Regions from separate parts of the Homo sapiens genome. Here region 2 is linked to region 1. Evidence: chromatin loops called from intact Hi-C (ENCODE). Cell type or tissue: PC-9. All regions are shown on one strand.

Evidence for each region. A loop is a pair of places that touch in the nucleus more often than their neighbours do. Peaks named below come from ENCODE experiments on the same cell type or tissue, not always from the same donor. Only the 100,000 strongest peaks of a DNase experiment are listed, where the experiment ranks them.
Region 2: a loop joins it to region 1, with 6 times the contacts of the local background. A loop is called at or near these places in 5 of 110 quality-filtered maps.

Annotation. Positions count from the first base shown.
Region 1 is chr2:10,595,794-10,600,793 of GRCh38, forward strand. The region is part of intron 17 of NOL10 (nucleolar protein 10); the gene reads right to left. Among named protein-coding and RNA genes, the nearest start is that of NOL10, 92 kb to the right of the region's middle. In PC-9, no CTCF peak of the experiment used is centred here; a DNase peak (open chromatin) is centred at 2,318; H3K4me3 peaks cover 517 bases; H3K27ac peaks cover 1,968 bases.
Region 2 is chr2:10,651,695-10,656,694 of GRCh38, forward strand. NOL10 (nucleolar protein 10) reads right to left here. Exons shown (of 21, transcript NM_024894.4): 12 at 2,787-2,853. Among named protein-coding and RNA genes, the nearest start is that of NOL10, 36 kb to the right of the region's middle. RefSeq lists an enhancer at 2,262-3,461. In PC-9, no CTCF peak of the experiment used is centred here; DNase peaks (open chromatin) are centred at 2,537 and 3,937; H3K27ac peaks cover 3,158 bases.

The DNA of each region.
Region 1 (5,000 bases):
GGGGTTTCACTGTGTTGGCCAGAGTGGTCTCAAACTCCTGGCCTCAAGTGATCTGCCTGCCTTGGCCTCCCGAAGTGCTGGGATTACAGGTGTGAGCCCATAATGTTTGTGTTAGGCACTGTGCCCAGACTGAAATGTTTAGTTTTTAAAACTATGCATGTATAACTGTAATTTAAAAAAAACAAAAATTTTAATTGATACTAAAAAAGCTTTAAAAATAATATTTTGGATGTTAAAACTGACCTGATCCAACCCAAAGTATCTGTACCTAATTGTATTCCCTAGAGAGATGAGGTATTACTTTAATATAAGTTCTCAGTGGTATTTAGTAATTCCTGAAACTGCTAAAATATCTCTTCCATGGGTTCCTAACCACAGAATACACATAGCCTAGAACAGTGATCCTCAACCTTTTTGGCACCAGGGACTAGTTTCGGAAGACAAGTTTTCCACAGATGGTGGTGGGGGGCGGGGGGCGGGCGCGAGGGAGTTTTGGGATGATTCAAGCGCATTACATTTATTGTGCACTTTATTTCTATTATTATTACACTGTAATAACAATGAAATAATTATACAACTCGCCATAATATAAAATCAGCGGGAGCCTTGAGCTTGTTTTCCTGCAACTAGAAAGTCCCATCGGGGGCTAATGAGAGACAGTGACAGATCATCAGGCATTAGATTCTCATAAGGAGCTCGCAACCTAGATCCCTCGCATGCGCAGTTCACAATAGGGTTCATGCTCCTATGAGAATCTAATGTGGCCACTGACCTGACAGGAGGTGGGGCTCAGGCAGTAATGTGAGCAATGGGGAGTGGCTGTAAATACAGATGAAGCTTGAGGTTCACCTCCTGGTGTGCGGCCTGATTCCTAAAAGGCCCCAGACCAGTACCATGGCCTAGGGGTTGGAGACCCCTGGCCTAGAGATCTCATGCACAGTCCTGCCTGAGCTGCTGCAGAATGAAAGAAAAGTACATTCATCAGAGACTTTAAGGCCACAGCAAGAAACTGACAAAAAAGACTAACATACAAAAAATGATACCTATAGGAAAAATAGCTCTAACCAAAACTCAAACCCTCACAAATCAAACAGATCACAGATGCCCATGCCTCTCAAAGCTGTTTGTGCATACTGGAAATTCAATACATATTTGTTGAAAGAATAAATACATTCATTCATTTTTTTTTTTAAAGAGATGCTGTCTTGCCCTGTAGCCCAGGCTGCAGTACAGTGGTGTGATCATGGCTCACTGCAGACTCCAACTCCTGGGCTCAAGTAATCTTCCTGCCTCAGCCACCCAAAGTATTGGGAATACAGGCGTGAGCCACTGCACTCGGCCTTAATTGTTAACTAGAATTAATGCAACCAAAATTTCTGAGTTTGGATAATGTCCATATAATACTGATTGACATTATGTGGTGGGCCACTTCCCATTTTAGGTTCAATATCAACCATACAGTAAACATCTTATTCGATTTTTGTGTTCTCAGTGGCAGCAATATTTAGGAACACATTTCACTGTCTCCAATAAATTTCAGCTGCAGACAAGGCAAAACATACCTTTCAAATTGGTATTGCAAGATACCTACTTTCAAATCAGGAGGTATCACAGCTAGTAAAGTTCTCAAGCTTTTGAGGAGCTGAGTTCAAAGGCGAGACTAATGATCTGCTGATGAGACTTAGCAATTCTTTCAAGTAGTCTTTTAAATTATAATGAAGGATTCTTTCCTTAATTCATGAGTGATTTCTACGATCTTCACTTTACATAAGATGAAACTGTTCAACAACAAATTATACAAACTTTTTCCAAGCACAGCCTCAGATTTTCAAAAGACCATATATAAATATTTCTGGAATGAAACTGAGCTCTGATAATAGGTCTGATTTGGGCTAGGAAGTCACCAACAAGAAGATTAGGGGCACATTTTACAAATAGTACTCTTTGGAAGAATTCTGTTATCACGTGATATGGCTACAAAGATCACATTTCCAGCTATGAAGAGCTGAAGAGAAACTGCTGTTTGATGGAAGAAGATAGGAATTTCTAAGGTTCTTCCTCCTTTTCACTGGAAGTAAAATGGTACACAGCTTGGTAATTCTTTACAGGGTGACCCACCAATAGGTTTTAAAATAATCAAATGCCATCCTGATAGTTAATTAGAGAATATGTAGCAACAAAATGAGTGAACATCAACGGAACGTAGATGTGACTGGAGATAACAGAAAGGCAAGTTCTTGATTCGCACGGTGCCAAAAGGAAGGAGTAGCTAAGGAATGCAGTTAAAGAATACCAGGTGCCCCAACAAGACGGTTCAAATTTCAGTTATCTCTGTTCATCAACTGAGTATGTTCATAAAGTATAACTCCACAGCGAGCTCTTTAGTCCACAAATCCCTACGTAAATAATGGGTTGCTTTTCTCAAAGCCTGTCAGTGACCGGACACTGCATCAGGCGGTGTGATGCACCGTGAATTTCCTGTTCAGTTCCTGCAGACAGGACGCGTGTGTAACTGTTGCATTGCTTCTTCAGATACCGAAGACAAACTCGTGTGACATTTACAAAAAAGAATAATTTACAGAGAACTAATCAACAAGATAAAACTGCAACAACAAAAATGTGAATCAAATTTAAAGGGAGTTATAGAAGAAAGAGCTGGCTGTGGGAATACAGGGAATGTGGCTACTGTCACTGGCTGGCACTCTAAGTCTGTAGTGAGGGGACCACGTAATGGTGAACCTCTGAAAACAAATGAGGAAAACAGCTGTGACAAGAAGAAGAAAAGTGTCCCAGTGGAAGTGACACTGGCAAAAAACTTTACATGAAAGGAACTCTCAGAGACAATTCATAACGTCAAAAGAGCAAAGGATGAAACATCGGAAGCTTATCCAAACTTAGAAAGTGAGTATGACAATTTGCTGAGGCAAAGAAAAATGCTGGCTCCGTATCAAAAGTTTAGGAGGAGAAAAAAGTAAGCACTGTTCCAAGTACTATTGACAAAAGAAATAAAAGAAAGAAAATAAAATACTCAATTAGGCTTTATTCCTAATGTTTTAAATTACAATATAATGAAAAGATCCTAGTTTTCCAATTTATAATGGACAGTAAGAGAGTTTTTAATGTTTTGTCAAAAATGTTTAAAGGCATGGAACAATGCTAATTTTCCCACCTGACCATGAGGATTGCTCTGCATGTGTTCAACTTGTGAGGTCATTTCCACCATCCTGCACTATGGGGTATTCTAAATCTTCTCTGGCTGCCCTCAACCTCAGCAAAGGTCTACAAAGAAATGGGGGGAAGGGAAGGGCACTTCTGCATCTAGATAATCACAGGGCCTTATAAACAGGCTCTGGTATAGCATGCTGCACAAAGTAGCAAAATTAAATTGTAACTTAAGTATTCTTGCCTCTATCAGATGATAAAGACTCTGGCATAAAACACAGATAGGAATGCAAACATCTACAGTCTAAGTTAGCTCTACTCTCTATCTACTGAAGCCTTAGGGCATGGCATGTACATCCAAAGATCACTTCCATTTAGCTTTTACTGTAAAATGACATTACAAAGCAGAAAAGTTACCTCCCTAATCATGCTTAGGCTTAGCTAACAAGAAGATCAGTGTGAATACTCTGAGGAGAGAGTCAACACAGCAGCAAAGACTTGTATTCTAAACACTTAAAGATATATATATTCATTTATACACATTGGTGTAACTTAGGAAGGTGCAGAGCCATTACACACAGACATAAATTCAAATATTAATAAGTTTGAGGAATTATTTCAACATTGGCATACTATTCATGTCATGAAAATGGAAACCTAAAAGTCCTCTATTTACTTGAGAGGCTTCCAGAAATTAAAATTTAAACAATATACTAAAAGAATGTAATAAACGAGGATGAGGGGATGCAGGGAAAGACTAAGGAAGCAGAAGACAGCAAGGGGGAGTCTTGAGTCTGAATCCATTTGGAAAGCACAGCTCTAAGAATGCCCATATCCGGTCCTTGCATGTTACAGATGAAAAAACTGTGACCCCATGAAGACGAGCAATCGCCCAAGATTACATAAGCAGTGTGCCAAGAGCTAGGAACAAGACCCTTCAGTTGCAGTCCCTGGGTATTGAAAAGCATGAACAGAAATGAAGACAAAAGGAGCTCACCCATCTTAGATGCACGTACCTGGTTAAAAACCAGAGGACAGAGAAAGAATAAGCTTAAAAAAAAAAAGAACCTCCTGAGGGCACCACACAGCTGGCCCAAAACTACAAGGTCAGCTCCTTACTCATTAGGTTCTGCAGGCTGTCGCAGAGATCAGTTCTTTCCAACTCATTCCAGCACATAACCAAGCTTGGCTATCTGCCTGCCTCATCTAAGCAGAGAAAACAAGATTGGCAAGGACCCAGGTACCTTCATACATCTGAAAACACTAGAAAAATCTCACCTCTGGACAATACCAACTAAACAAAGTGCTAACTTTTATTTATCTTATGACTGATCTTTGTCTATTTTCACATTAATAAAGGAAAGCAGGTGGAAGTTACACTTCAGCCTGCATACTCGTAAGAACACCAAGTCCAAATAAAAATCAGTTACTTCTGGAGTTATGAACAAAGAAAAACAATAATCTAAACGTTTAACAATAGAAGGATTGAGTAAATTATAATCACTTCATAAAACAGAATATGTAGCCATTAAAAATATTTACAAAGAATTTTTAACAAAATGGGAAACCACCTGTGTTATTTTAAAGAATCAGGATAAACATTTTACACATACAAGACTCTTGCTATTGTAGTTTCTAATTTTGAAACAAATAAGACAGGAAGAAAATTCACTGAAATATTAATGATGCCTTTCTCTGGTATAAGAATCGTAAGGATAGCTTTCTTCTTGATATTCTTTTCTATTTTCCAGACTTCCCATCTTAAGCATATACTAATCTTATACGCAGGAAAGAAAAAGTCCTACATGTATTTTTAAAGTAAAAAGAAACAATAAAAA
Region 2 (5,000 bases), 56 kb after region 1:
TGCTCGTCACCCTTGCCCCAACCTCAGCTCCACCTGATTTACTCACTTACCTACTTAACCGAGACCCTGGTGTAGGTCATTTCAATACCCTAACTAGGACCCAGCATCCTCAGCTGCAATCTATTCCTGAACTCACCAGAATTTCACTTTACTCCCATGATTATAATAAAATTCTCTCAACTATTACAGATGAAATGCAAATTATAAAGTCCAGGGTTTCTCATCTTTCTTGGGAGAGCAGTGTGCAATTAGAAACAGCATGGGCAGCTGGGCGCAGTGGCTCACGCCTGTAATCCCAGCACTTAGGGAGGCTGAGGCGGGCAGATCACGAGGTCAGGAGTTCGAGACCAGCCTGACCAACATGGTGAAACCCTGTCTCTACTAAAAATACAAATATTAGCCGGGCGTGGTGGCGGGCACCTGTAATCCCAGCTACTCAGGAGGCTGAGGCAGGAGAATCGCTTGAATCCGGGAGGGGGAGGTTGAAGTGAGCTGAGATTGCGCCACTGCACTCCAGCCTGGGGGACAGAGGGAGACTCTGTCTCAAAAAAAAAAAAGAAAAAAAAGAAAAAAGAAAAAACAGCATGGGCACCAGAAACAGGAAGGCTGGGTTCTAAATGAGGCTCTGCCACACACCAGCTGGGTGACCAACCCTGAATGAATTACCCAATTTTTCTGACCCCTTAAGAGGTAAGAAAAAAACAGAAAGAAAGAAAAAAGAAAAAAAAAAGCCATGGACCACTGACTACACAGTTATAAAATATTAAATAAGTTTGTATTACAGCATCCATCATCCAGATTGATAACAGCAGCATGCAATCAATCTTAGTTCTTTCCTTCCTGCCCCAACTTCTGTAATCCTTAGTAGTTGCTAAGCAGTGCCCACTGAATCTCTTCCATACTTCAAAAACCGTGGGGCCTGGCACTGTCGTTCTGTCCATTCCCATCCGGTTTCTCAGCTGGCTCCTCCCCCTCATTCTCCCAAATGAACCAGCTCCTGCTCACTTCTTATCTCACTCCCAGCTTTCCCTATCAGTAATCTCATTCATTCCCACCACTTCTGGGATAATCGCAAAACTTTCTATCTACAGACCTGCTTACCCCAAGACCACATTTTCTACTGGACGCCAGACACGCCCCCCAAGCACAAGTCTGCGGATCGGTTCAGGGCTTGCCGCCTAAGAATCCACCGGGAAGTGTGTTAAAAACACACGTTTCTGGCCAGGCGCGGCGGCTCACATCTGTAATCTCAGCATTTTGGGAAGTGGAGGCAGGCGGATCACTTGAGGTCAGGAGTTTAAGACCAGCCTGGCCAACATGGCGGAACCCCGTTTCTACTAAAAATACAAAAATCAGCCAGGCGTGGTGGTGCGTGCCTGTAGTCCCATCTACTCAGGAGGCTGAGGCATGAGAATCGCTTGAACCCAGGAGAAGAGGTTGCAATGAGCAGAGATTGTGCCACTGCGCTCCAGCCTGGGTGACAGAGCGAGACTCCAACTCAAAAAAAAAAAAAAAACCACACATTTCTAAGCCCTTTCCATAGACACTATGAGTGAGTACACCTAGTATAAGGTCAAGGGAGCTGTACCTTTAAAGCTGTGCAGATGATTTTGATGGGAAGCCAGATAGTGCCAGATACTGCCACTGTCCTGTCACCTCCTAATCCTCACACGTTAGAAAAAGAAGCCATAATCTTTCCAAACTTGCTCTCTCACCTGTGCTCCCCATCTCAGCTCAGAATATCAGTTACTTCCAAGGCACTTTTGTCCAAAACCAATCTACCCTTTGCACAGTGGGTAGACCTGCCTCTGAAAGCACAGTCGGAACAAGTCCTCTCTGACAGCACACGGAGCCCAAGACATTTAGCACATCATGCCCAACCCTCTACCACCCACCACTCTCTGCCTCCCACTTCAGCCTTCCCAGAGCCACCACAGCTCAGGCACAGGACACTCCTCCCCACCCCAACCGAGCCCTCTGTGCCCATCCTTTTTGGTCATCTTGGACTGCTCTCCCATGAGAATCACCTCAGCCCCCCAACTCCACCTAACCAAATCTCACTCGGCACTCCAGCTCAACGCAAAGCAAAATCTTCTCACTGCTCCGCTCTCGGTGGTCACAGGGTAAAAGCTCTCTCTCTCCAGCAAGCTGTCAAAGTACTCTTTGCACAAATGTGATAGGAGTTCTCACGCTCTGCCTTACTTCTCTCTATCAAGATGATCTGGGTACCTCTGCCCTCAGAGTAGAAACTATTCTCATTTTTCTCCCATACTCTGAAATTCTTCACAGATTTGCCTTGAATGCACTGTTAAATTTTGAAACCTAACATGTAAATTGCTGAATAGCATACAACTTAGAATTTACAAAACCTATGGCTTCATGAGCCATCTGTGTATTATCAGGCAATCTAGCTTTCTCCAAATCTCTACCCTCAATTTCCACACACTATTACTAATCACATAAAAGAGCTAAAGAGCACACTAAAATAGCACTTCACCTGCCTCCTACCTGTATGCTGTTACCACGTTCCACTAATAGCTGGGCGGGCTGAGCACTGAGTCATTAAGAGTGCCATTTTCTGAATCATCCACACCACTTCCTGCTCTTAATTCTTCTAAGTAAGTTAAATATCCAAGAATTGTGCTGACAAAGCCAAATTCTATCTTAAGAAATAAAATGGGTTTAAAACCTAAAAAAGTATAGCCTTTTTATTTGTCTCACTGAACGTTCACTACAGAATGCATCTTTTTATTTGTCTCACTGAACGTTCACTACAGAATGCATACCTGAGTTGGGGTAGAGACAAACATCATTAAGGTCATGCTCTGGCTCCAAGGAAGTAAATATTTTTCCCTAAAAATAGCAAGCAAAAACGAAGTATTAAAAGTTAAAGAACAACAACTTTGGCAATGTCAAACTGAAGCTGTAACTCAACCATCTACTCCTATGTAAAGAAATAAAATAGCCTACTTCAAATACAAAATTTAAATTCTTAAAAATCTTAGAGAATTTATCTTATCAATTTATCAAAAAATCCCATTTTATAGATGAAGAAACAGGCCTAAGGAGAAGAAGTGACCTGTCCAAAAAAAAGAAAAATTACAACATTTTAAAGATAATGTCAACATGGCAAGAAAAGATGAAGTTTGAATTATGCATCAACTTTAAAAAAAAATCTCTCATAATCTGTGAAGTGTACCCAGCTTAACTTGTATTGAAAGAAATCGGAAGACAGCTGGGAGCAGTGGCTCACACCTGTAATACCAGCACTTTGGGAGGCTGAGGCGTGGAGATGACTTGAGGTCAGGAGTTTAAGACCAGCCTGACCAACATGGTGAAACTCCGACTCTACTAAAAACACAAAAATTAGCCGGGCATCGTGGCCTGCAACTGTAATCCCAGCTACTAGGGAGGCTGAGGCAAAACTGCTTGAACCCAGGAGGCGGAGGTTATAGTCAGCCAAGATAGCACCACTGCACTCCAGCCTGGGGCGACAGAGTGAGATTCTGCCCAAAAAAAAAAAGAAAGAAAGGAAGAAAAGAAAGGAAGGAAGGAAGAAAGGAAAGAAAAGAAGGGAAAGAAGGGAAGAAAAGAAAAAGGAAAGGAAAGGAAAGGAAAAAAGAAAAGAAAACAAACCAATCAGAGGAGAGAGATGGCCAGCATGGAAAATGAGGACAACACTGCCATGCCTGCACCGCAAGGTTTCGAGGAGGATCAAGTGAGACAATGGATATGAAATACAAAATGAAATCCTACAAATACTTAAGTGTTAGTTACTATGTAGTTAGGGCTAAACCATTTCTATTTTAACTGTTGGGGAAAAGTGTTTTATCTTTTAAAAATTAAGAGAAGGAAAGTAAAAGAAAAAGATGCTAAGAAGGTGGGTGTGGAAAAAGGTGATGAGAAAGATAAACAAGGTAAGCAAGTCAGGCAAAACCAAGTAACGTGGGTGTTAGTCAAGAGGAAGTCTTTAGTCATAAGAAACAAAAAAAATGCCAAAATAAAATTTACTGTAGCAATTACAGTGTGATGATTTCAAGAAGTGATGTTGAAAATTTCTGCCAGCTCTTGCATTTGTAACTCATTATGCAAAGTCTGACACTAGGATGGACTAAGTGCCCACGGCGAAAAAGAGCAGTGTTAGAGCACAGACAAGATGGTTTGTGTCCGATGAAGAACACGGCCAAGTCCTAACCCAAGACTAACAGTGAAATTCACACAGCTACCTGCTGTTCTTCTCAAGTTCCCACTGAAAGAGGAAGGAAAAGAGGGGAAACCAGGAAGCAAAGGGAAAGGAATTATAATGGCACGGAACAACAATGACAAAAAGGTGTCAAAGGTGATAATAATCCACATGATGGAAACTATGCAGAAGTTAAAGGGTCTGGAAAGATACATCCAGATTGCTAACAGTCTTTCCCTTTGGTTGGATGAAAGCCAGGTCAAGGATAAATAACTTCTACTTTACCAGTGTTTTATGAATTTTTAAGAATAAAAACATATGCATTTGTAGTATTAAAAATAAATATTGTTTTAACATCAATTAGTTTGAATTGCCAGAAAAAGAGCAGAGAAAGTTCTGGTCTAAGATCATGAATCTTCCTTAAAAAAGCCCTCAAAATCCTTCAAACTCAAAGCCAACAAAGCAGACAGCATAGACACTTCCTGGGCAATCATCAGGGCAATTCTTCCAAGAATTTAGAAAGACTGAAAGCCTGTCTTTTCTTTATGTTCTTCTCTGTAACATAAACAAAGTCACCAGAACCTATGAATTAGGTGAGGGCCTCAGGGATGTAGAACACAGCTCTGGTCTCCAGGACAGATCCAGAGAAAAAAGGAAAAGAAGCCAAGTAAGACCCATACTTCAGGAATTAACAAAATGAAATTTAAAAAACCAAAGTAACAGCCCAGAAAGCCAGAGACTCAACAGGCAGCTGAACTGTGAGGGGCTGTCTGCAGCGTGTGTGCCTGGGCACAGGCAGCCCCCACGGAATAGACGG